2 separate regions of the Homo sapiens genome follow, and region 2 is linked to region 1. A link is a loop called in an ENCODE intact Hi-C map of the cell type or tissue named here. Cell type or tissue: CD14-positive monocyte. All regions are shown on one strand. Each heading gives the region's core, and the rest is flanking DNA. Links, peaks and the distances in the headings are about the cores only.

Region 1 (5,378 bases), core at 150-5,149:
CATATCATAGTGGCATTATACATTTGCTATGACACCTTCTCCATATAGCTGGGTGCTTCTTGAGGTCAGGGACTGACTTAAACCCTTAGACTTAGTCTCTTAGACTCACTTAGACCTTGGTACCATGCTAAATTTGTCGAGATACTAAATAATACGTGAATGCACTTTCTAGTTTTTTGTTTTTTTTTTTTTTTGAGACGTGGTTTTAGCCTGTTGCCCAGGCTGGAGTGCAATGGCACAATCTCGGCTCACTGAAACCTCTGCCTCCTGGGTTCAAGCAATTCTCCTCCCTCAGCCTCCCTAGTAGCTGAGACTACAGGCGCACGCCACCACACCTGGTTAATTTTGTATTTTTCGTAGAGATGGAGTTTCTCCATATTGTTCAGACTGGTCTCGAACTCCCAAACTCAGGTGATCCGCCCATCTAGGCCTCCCAAAGTGCTGGGATAGCAGGCGTGAGCCACCACGCCCGGCCGATTCTAGTTTGTTTGTTTGGTTGGTTGGTTGGTTTGAGACGGAGTCTGGCTCTGTTGCCCAGGCTGGAGTGCAGTGGCATGATCTCAGCTCACTGCAAGCTCCACCCCCTGGGTTCACGCCATTCTCCTGCCTCAGCCTCCCAAGTAGCTGGGACTACAGGCACCCACCACCACGCCTGGCTAATTTTTTTTGTATTTTTTAGTAGAGATGGGGTTTCACCGTGTTAGCCAGGATGGTCTCGATCTCCCGACCTCATGATCCACCCGCCTCAGCCTCCCAAAGTGTTGGGATTACAGGTGTGAGCCACCGCGCCTGGCCTCTAGTTTTTTTTTTAATTTATTTTTTGTAGAGATGGGTTCTCACTATGTTGCCCAGGCTGGTCTCAAACTCCTGACCTCAAGGATCCTCCCACCTCAGACACCCAAAGTGCTGGGATTACAGGTGTGAGACACCACACCTGGCTATGAATGCACTTAAAATCTAACAACTATGTGCACTTAATCTTCATCTCTCAGCAACTGTCGGTGGTGAATATTTTCAAGATCCTCTTTTTCATAGGAAGAGACTAACGCTGAAGGAGATGAAGTGACCAGCCCTGGGTCACCCCCTGGTAAACTGTGGTTCCAGGCTTTGGACTCAAGTCTCATGCTTGGAACTCCAGCTCTCATACTTTTTAACATTTTTACCAGGTAAAAGTGGGTTGGGAACCCCAGATGCCAAATGTGGCCCGATGTCTACCATTTCCAAACTGTCTTAATATGAAGCAGAATTAAATATAGGGAATTGGGCCGGGTTCGGTGGCTCATGACTGTAATCCTAGCACTTTGGGAGGCCGAGGTGGGTGGATTGCCTGAGCTCAGGAGTTTGAGACCAGCCTGGGCAAGCTGGTGGAACACTGTCTCTACTAAAATACAAAAAATTAGCCAGGCGTGGTGCATGCCTGTAATCCCAGGCTGAGGCACAAGAATTGCTTGAACCCGGAAGGCAGAGGTTGCAGTAAGCCAAGATGGCACCACTGCACTCCAGCCTGGGGGACAGAGTAAGACTCTGTCTCCAAAAAAAAAAAAAAGAAAAAAGAAAAAAAATTAAACACAGAAAATTGTCATAAGCCTTTAATGTACACGGACTCAGTCACGTATGCTTGTGAAGAGAAAGCAAGCATAATATAAGTACAGGCAGTTTGCTTCTGCAGGCTGTGGAATGGGAGCATGTCCAGGGTGAGGTTAGGGTGGCAGCTGCAGATGGCTGATCCTTCACCAGTCTCAGGAATCACCAGCTTCTTTTCCCATGTGGCCCTTTGCTGCCCTAAGTAGGAGTCCAGTGTTTATGCATGTTTTTACAATATTGAAAGATTAACATTTCTCCTACAATTTGACCTCTAAATACAAGGAAATAGCTTCATCTGGTTCGCAACCAAATAATAACGTGGGATCAGCTGGCTGGGCAGGACTTACTGTATTTAGAAATGATCTATGGATGGCCAGTGTGGCTGCTTCCTATGGGATTTGTGAGGGAATTTTGGGATATATGTAACTGTATTAGGGTTCTCTAGTGGGACAAGACTAATAGGATAGATGTATATATAAAGGGGAGCTTATTAAGGAGTATTGACTCACACGATCACAAGGTGAGGTCCCACAAGAGGCCGTCTGCAAGCTGAGGAGCCAGGAAGCCAGTCTGAGTCCCAAAACCTCAAAAGTGGGGAAGCCAGTAGGGCAGCCTTCAGTCTATGGTCAAAGGTCCCAGAGCCCCTGGCAAACCACTGGTGTAAGTCCAAGAGTCCAAAAGCTGAAGAACTTGGAGTCCGATGTTCCAGGGCAGGAAGCATCCAGCACAGGAGAAAGATGAGGCTGGAAGACTCAGCCAGTCTAGTCTTTCCATGTTCTTTTGGCTGCTTTTATCCTAGCCGTGCTGGCAGCTGATTAGATGGTGCCCACCCAGTTTGAGGTTGGGTCCGCCTCTCCCAGTCAGATGTTAACAGACACACTGAGGAATAATGCTTTGCATCCTTCAATCCGATCAAGTTGAGAATTAATATTAACCATCACAGTGACCATCGCCAAAAATCACCATGCTGATTTTGGATCCCAAGGTATACCTGAGAAGTATTGGGGAAACATCAAAACCAGACACAGATTAAAATAAGAAAGAAAGACAACTTTGACATTTTTTTGAGTGCTAGACATTCTTCTGTGAAGTTCCTGTGTACTAACTCATTTAGTCATCAGAACATGACTATTAGGTAGGTACTATCATTATCCTTCCCATTTCACAGATGAAGCAACGGATGCACAGAGAGATTCAGGAACTTGCCCAAGGACCTGGTTAGAGTGACAGAACCATGATTTGAATGCAGATAGACTAGGCCTACCACACTACACCACATTCCTATCTCCTTAACCAGACAGTGATCTCCAGGAAACTTGAATTAGGGTTCCTCATCTTTTCATCTTCTCTAGGTCTGGCCCTGACCTGTGATCACTGGGAATTCAATAAAGGCTCGCTTCAACTTGAATTGACTTCTTCGATTGTTGACTATCCTTTAAAACATTTTGACAAAAGAAAAAGAACAACTGCCCAGGAACTCAGCATTTAGAGGCAATCTATAGCTTCTTAAACACAGCAAAAGGGGTGGAAACAGGATAATAAAATGAAATATAAATAGCTTCACCATTATCCGTAGAACCCATTATGAAGCATAACAGTGGCTGGTCTCTCTCACTCTCTCTAAAATACAACCTCTTTGCAATGTTTTGTTTCTGTTACTGTTTCTGCTCGGGTAAAAGGATTACAAATAAAGGGTTAAACGTTTTAGTGAGAATTGTATTAATTGGGCCAGAGGTTGAATGTAGGCCTATATTTGTGCTAACGCTGAAAAACGTTTTGCAAAGCCATATCATGTATTTGAGGTAGCAAGGGAAAGGCTTAGCCTACTCAAGATGACTGTGTTTTGTTTTTTTGTTTTTTTGTTTTTGAGACAGAGTCTCCCTCTGTCACCCAGGCTGGAGTGCAGTGGCCTGATCCCGGATCGCTGCAACCTCCACCCCCAGGGTTCAAGCAATTCTCCTGCCTCAGGCTCCTGATTAGCTGGGACTACAGGCATGCGCCACCACGCCCAGCTAATTTGTTTTTGTATTTATGGTAGAGATGGGGTTTCACCATGTTGGCCAGGCTGGTCTTGAACTCCTGGCCTCAGGTGATCCACCCGCCTCGACCTCCCAAAGTGCTGGGATTAAATGCGTGAGCCACCGCGCCCAGCCAAGATGACTGTTTTCAAGCAAGTTGACAACCACTTTGCCAGAGCTCCTTTAATGAGCTAATTACAAAGGGCTCTTAGGTGTCCTCTGAAGCCAGTTCTGGAGGAGCTCCACTTAAGAGACACTGAATGAGTCATTAGCACCTGAAATACTGTACACACTGTTGGCTCTTGGAACATATAATGGAATTAATGTTTTTGCCACTTCAGACTGATCTTCTGTAGTAGTCAGGACGTTTTCAGTTGTAAGCAACAGAAAACCAATTCAAATTGGCTTACACAGAGAGGAGTGTTTTCGAGCATTAGGCATGGCTGAAACTCTGTGCTTAAAGGCTATCAGCAGGAATCTGACTGTGTCCATTTCTTGGCTTTTCTTCCTTTGTGTTTGTTCCATTCTTAAGCAGGCTTTCTCTAAATGGTGTTAAAACTGTTTCTAGCAGTTTCAGCCTCGTACACCATCACCTAGCGCCCCAGTGGAAAGAGAGCATCTACTTGTCAATAACTCTAGCAAGAATCCCAGGGCTAAGATTCCTTGACTCTGATTGCCTTAGCTTGGGTTACATGCCCACCCTCGAGCCAATCCTGGTGGCCAGAACAATGTAATAGTCTTATTGGTCAGAACTGAGTCAAACCAAGACATGGGTGGGCCCCATTGAATCACGCTTCTAGATGGAAGGAGGTAGTTTCCCAGATAAATATCCAGGTTCAGATGCCAGATGATGGGATTGGGAGGTGAGGGGGATTGGAGACTGGGCCGGCAAAACCAATGAATGTCCCTGGAACCTTCCCTCTAAATAATTTCCAACAAGCAAGGTGTTACCAAACTGAGGGACTTCATATGGTTTATAAGCAAAACTTAGATATTTGCTTAGATATCTGAGGTTTAAAACATGGCCTATATTGGCTACAACATTTTGGAAATATTTTCTGCAAATTGCACTCACCCACATGGCTTGAAGTTTGGGGGTTTTCCTTTTTTCTTTTATTAAAGAAAAAAAATTGTTTTAATTCTTGGAACAAGTCCTTAAGAAAAAGAGGAACAGAAATGCCACAACATGATTTGAAACAGACGACTCCGAGAGCAAAATTTGCGTGGCAAATTAGCACACAGTTGACATTCCTTCTGTCCTGATGACATTTCTGATGTTGAATAATATTCCTGGGGTTCCTCTCTAAACTATTATGCCTTTTATTTTTTATGTTAATGACTTTGTTCCTAATTACAATAGCAATACCTGCCTAATTGAGAAAGAATTGAATGTATCAAGAAAGCACCCACAGTGAGCTAACATACACACACACACACACACACACACACACACACACACACATACATACTGTTCATTGCCCAACATTCTAGTTAGGAACATCTGTTTAATAAGTGTCATGCCCTAGGTGTTAGATAGTCGCTGTCCTAGTCCCATTTCACAGATGGATAAGCTGAGGCTCACAGTATTCAAGCTGTTAAGTACCAGAGCTAAGAATTCAACTTTTATCTGTCTGAGCACAAAGCCTTGGCCTTAATCACTATATTATTCCTCCACTCTACCCTGTTGCCCAAAGATTTTCAAAACTAACCTTACAGAAATGGTGTATTGTTCATAATTTCTACAGCTTGCTCTTTTTTTTTTTTTTTTTTTGAGTT
Region 2 (5,378 bases), core at 110-5,109, 47 kb before region 1:
GCACGGTTGAAATTACTGATAAAGATCCACAGAATTCTTACTCAATAGAGAAAGCAATGGGAGTTGATGAGAAACCTCAGGAGATAAGATTAAAAGAAAACAAAACAAAACCATCAACTGACTAACAGGAAGCAGCAAGGAACAAAGCTCACAGACGTCGCAGTCCAGTTCCCTCTGTCGCAGTCCAGTTCCCTCTGTGGAAGGCACCTGATAACCATCCTCATGACTTGGTTTCCCCATTTGTGAGATTGCCTGCTGCCCAGCGGGCAACTGAAGTCCCAGGTCTTAGAACGACAGGTTAGTTCCCTTTCATGGTTACTAAATGTAATGGCAGAGAGAAAATGGAAGCAAAAATATGACCAGAGGAGGAACCATCTATTAGAAAGACCGCAGGAAGCTGCCAGAGCTGCAGTGTGGGAGCATTTTGCAGGAGTTAAGAATGTCGCTTCAGAATAAGAGACACCTGGGTTCCAATCTCCGCTCTGTCGTGCTCTAGTTGTGCGGCCTCGAGCAGGTCATTTAACCCCTGTGACCCTCATTTCTTCCTGTGCATTGACCTCCCAGAGTGATAGCTCAGGGAAAGTTCTTAGCACAGTGCCTGACTCCAAAGGTGGTGATCAATACATTATAACCCTCACAGCCACTTGTGCATTCTTATACAGGAAGGAGCATCACCCAGTCATATCACATGAAGGGTTTTTCCCTGTATAACCTAAACTTTATTGGATTTATTTCATTGCAAATGACAAAAGTACAGAATGCCAGCTATAAAAATATACCAAGAAAAGGGGAATACTCTTCCCTCTACCCCACTGAGATAACCAAAGTTCACACGTGGTTGTAGATAATCACTCTCTTTCCTCCAGACTCATACCAACCAACACAACTTAAAGACACATTTCTAAGGGAATTTTTTTTTTTTTACTTTTTATGAAAATGGGATCGTGTCACATATATTACTTTGCAATCTGCTTTTTCCACTTAATAGTTTGTCACAAATACACCTCTAGACCTATATATCTGCATCTAACTCATTCTTTTATTAGTTGTGTAATGTTTCATAGAACATCTGTGCCATAATTTATCAATTATTCCCCTATTCCTGAACATTCAGGGATTTTCCAGTGTTTTCCTACTTTAAATAAGGGTGCAATAAATAGCCTTATCCATATATCCTTATGTACCGACAGTTTTATTCCTGTGGAATAAAATCCCCAAAATAGGATTGCTTTTTTATTGTTAATAAATGTGTGTTTTTATTGTTAATAAATACAGCCAGAAGACTTTCCCCCAAAGGTTGCAGCAATTCACATTTCACAGTCCCTGGAGCTATACAGGAAGAGTGTACACTTCCTTACAATTTTGCCAGCATTTGGATGTTGCCAAATCTTTTAAAATTGTTGCCAACCTGATAGGTGAAAAAATGGTATCGTTTGTTTGCTTTTTTTTTTTTTTTTTTTTGAGACAGAATCTCGCTCTGTCACCCAGGCTGGAGTGCACTGATGTGATCTTGGGTCACTGCAACCTCCGCCTCCTGGCTTCAAGAGATTCTCCTACCTAAGCCTCCCGAGTAGCTAGGGTTACAGGTGTGCACCACTACGCACGGCTAATTTTTGTAGTTCTAGTAGAGAGGGGTTTTTGCCATATTGGCCAGGCTGGTTTCAAACTCCTGACCTCAAGTGATCCGCCCACCTCGGCCTCCCAAAGTTCTGGGATTACTGATGTGAGCCACCGTGCCCAGCCTGCATTTGCTTTCCCTGAAACTCTAGTGAGGTTGATCTTCTCTTAGGCATTGCAACCATCTGCATTTCCTCTTGAGTTGTTTGCTGTTAGCAGCTTAAAACAAAAGAGAACCAAGTTCAGTTCCAATGAGACCAATAAGAAGCTTGGCACAATGACAGAACCTGGTCTTTGGTCACTCTCTCCTGGCATGGACAAGATAATTCATTCCATAATTGCATAAAGATTTTCTGAACATCTTTCATGCGGTAGGCTGATACTTTTCATTCCCTTTCATAATTCAATTTTTAAGTTGAGATGTTTCAAGTCTCCTCTTAAATGGTTTTATACCAATCGAGCTACGCTGTCTTGGGCAATAACAGTTTTGCTCATAACCACTAAGGATTTCCTAATTGTTCCAACCTCTCCCCTAAGACAGTATAGAGGATGAAGTAAAAACAACAGCAGTTATCGCCGATTTGGAGAGGCAGTGTCTGCAGGTCACTGGTTGAGGCATGAGTAAGAGCAAGTGCTTTAGAGCTGGACAAGACCTGGTTCAAATCCCAGCTCTGCCATTACTCTTCTGACCACCTTGGGCTGTGATTTAAACTCTCTGTACCTGGCTTTTCTCATCCCTAAAGCAAGGTCATGTTCATACCAGCCTCCTAGAACTATTGTGGCCATTCAGTGAGTTACTGTACACAAAGCACTTGGTACCTGCCTGATACATAGTAAGTGTTAATACATGTCAGCTTTATCATTAACCTCCAGAGCTCCTTTTTATAAAACAAAGGAGGAGGACGAACTCCAAGAAACACCACCAAAGAAGTAATTTAAGCAATTATTTGAGTTGCTAGCAGTTCCAATGAGATTAATTTAACTGGATTTAGTGGCATTTTGCCTACACCTTTTGTACACTTAAGAAGGCCTCTTTGCCTGGGGTAATGCTGATTCTAGTAGCCCACAATGAATTGCTTTCAAATAGCCCATCATAAAGCCTAAGGAAGTTCTGAACAGTGTCCCCTGATATTTTTCTTTGATGACACTGCTGCTGTTTGACCAAAAAAGGGGTGAACTATATTTCTATATTTATACTTTTTTTGGCCTCCACTAAGTTTCTTACACATTGCAGGCTATGGCCATCACAGGTGGTGAAATGTGTCACCTGGAACTAAATTCTGCTTTCTCTGGACAGACATATATATACACACACACACACACATACACCAGAAACCTGAATGGTCCCAATGTACAACAGCCAACTCAGGTTTTAGGGGAACAAAATCATTTTTAAGAAAAGAGAGTGAGATCGTGCCATGGCACTACAGCCTGGGTTACAGAATGAGACTCTGTCTTTTAAAAGAAAGAAAGAAAGAAAGAGAGAGAAAGAAAGAAAGAAGAAAGAAAGAAAGAAATAAAGGAAAGAAGGAAAGAAAGAAAGAAAGAAAGAAAGAAAGAAAGAAAGAAAGAAAGAAAGAAAGAAAGAAAGAAAGAGAAAAGAAAAGAAAAAAGAAAAGAAAAGAAAAGGAGAGTGTTCATGAGGTGTAGATTCTCTAACTTTTTTTCTCCAGGGGTGTGTAAGTGTGAGTTCAAGGCTCATGAAAGTAAGGGGCTGTCCAGGTGGCCCTGAGCCAGGTCTCACTCTGGTAGGGAAGATGCCAACTTCTCTGCCAACTCTGCCAGAACATCTCACCCTTTCTGTTTTCTATGCCCCAGGCCAGGTCTAAGCGCCCAGGCTCCCAGAGGGGCTTTGTAAGGAAGACAAATGTCTCTTTAACGGTGGCCTTAATTAGGGATTTCAGCAAGGTCTGGATGGGTAGGAAGGCAACTGATCTAGCCACCCTACCCTGGCAATACTCCTCTTTGAGTACCCATATCCAGGTCCTGGCATGTTAGACAAAGGCCACCATCCTCCAGGGATCACACACAGTTCCTCCAAACTCTCTGGCACCTTGAGTCCTCAGGCCTGAGAAGACAGTTCTTTTTTTTTTTTTTTTTTTTTTTTTTTGAGACAGAGTCTCACTCTGTCGCCCAGGCTGGAGTGCAGTGGCGCAATCTCAGCTCACTGCAAGCTCCGCCTCCCAGGTTCACGGCATTCTCCCGCCTCAGCCTACCGAGTAGCTGGGACCACAGGCACCCGCCACCAAGCCCGGCTAATGTTTTTTTTTTTTGTATTTTTAGTGGAGACGGGGTTTCGCCATTCACAGGATGGTCTCGATCTCCTGACCTTGTGATCCGCCTGCCTCGGCCTCCCAAAGTGCTGGGATTACGGGCTGAGCCACCGCACCCGGCCAAGAAGACATTTCTTGTTCTCAAGCACAGGTGTACTGGCTTCCTGCTGGCTGGGTCCCTGCCCCCGGGGCCAGATCTTGCTTTCTGCAACAGATCTTTTATTTAAAAGCACCCCTGCCCAGGCGCAGTGGCTCACACCTGTAATCCCAGCACTTTGGAAGGCTGAGGCGAGCGGATCACTTGAGGCCAGGAGTTTGAGACCAGCCTGGCCAACATGGTGAAACCCCATCTCTACTAAAAATACAAAAATTAGCCGGGCGTGGTGGCGCATGACTGTAATTCCAGCTCTTCGGGGGGCTGAGGCATTGAACCCAGGAGGCAGAGGTTGCTGAGCCGAGATTGTACCACTGCACTCCAGCCTGGGCAACAGAGCGAGATTCTATCTCAAAAAACAACAAAACAAAAACAAAACACCACACGTGAAATTCAAGTCATCCCTTTGTCTTCCCTTTGCCCCAGTGACAGGTTTCTTGGGCTTCTCTAGTCACGTGGGTACTAAATTCTCATCAAAGGTGATGCAAGCAGGGGAGCTCACCTCTCCTGCTTGGGTCTCAGTTTTCCCTTCTTAAAATGGACTGCCAAGCCGGGCGCGGTGGCTCACGCCCGTAATCCCAGCACTTTGGGAGGCCGAGGCGGGTGGATCACGAGGTCAGGGGTTCGAGACCAGCCTGACCAACATGGTAAAACCCCATCTCACTAAAAATACAAAAATTAGCTGGGCGTGGTGGCAGGCGCCTGTAGTCCCAGCTACATGGGAGGCTGAGGCAGGAGAATGGCGTGAACCCGGGAGGCGGAGCTTGCAGTGAGCCGAGATCATGCCACTGCACTCCAGCCTGGGTGACAGAGCGAGACTCCGTCTCAAAAAAAAAAAAAAAAAAAAAAAAAAAAAAAAAAAAAAAAAAAAAAAAAAAGGTGGACTGCCAAACTCTTAGGATGTTGGAGAATCATCATCAATTGGTTTTTTAAATTGTGAGCACAATTTCTCTATTTTCAGATGCGCTGACTGCAAGAGTCTATCGTGGATGGAAATGGAGTTTGTGTATAGAGTCACTCTGTTGCTGCTGTCGGTACAGATCGCTTCCCCAAGGAAATAAATTACATTTCATTCTCTATATATTGTTTACTTTATAGTCTCTTGATCTTACTTTGCTGACTTCTTGTTGTAGATTTTTCAGTAGCTTGCTTCCCACTTAATCACAACAGGTTCTGTAAATGTTAGCAAGTTGTGTTATGGGGATTTGCTACCAGCATTTCACAACGGTTACTGAACATATAAACCCCTTCTTTATTCTACCAAAAAAAAAAAAGCCTTAGTAAATATTCCCCTCACTTACAAAAAAATATAGACCCCTAAAATGATTTCCCAA

Evidence for each region. Peaks named below come from ENCODE experiments on the same cell type or tissue, not always from the same donor. Only the 100,000 strongest peaks of a DNase experiment are listed, where the experiment ranks them.
Region 2: it touches region 1 in a loop (4-fold over the local background); 8 of 110 quality-filtered maps call a loop at or near these places.

Annotation. Positions count from the first base shown.
Region 1 is chr12:116,329,280-116,334,657 of GRCh38, forward strand. No RefSeq gene overlaps it. Among named protein-coding and RNA genes, the nearest start is that of MED13L, 54 kb to the left of the region's middle. In CD14-positive monocyte, for the core only: no CTCF peak of the experiment used is centred there; DNase peaks (open chromatin) are centred at 2,772, 4,802 and 5,082; H3K27ac peaks cover 1,124 bases.
Region 2 is chr12:116,282,450-116,287,827 of GRCh38, forward strand. No RefSeq gene overlaps it. Among named protein-coding and RNA genes, the nearest start is that of MED13L, 7.4 kb to the left of the region's middle. In CD14-positive monocyte, for the core only: no CTCF peak of the experiment used is centred there; DNase peaks (open chromatin) are centred at 222 and 2,172; H3K4me3 peaks cover 2,719 bases; H3K27ac peaks cover 3,641 bases.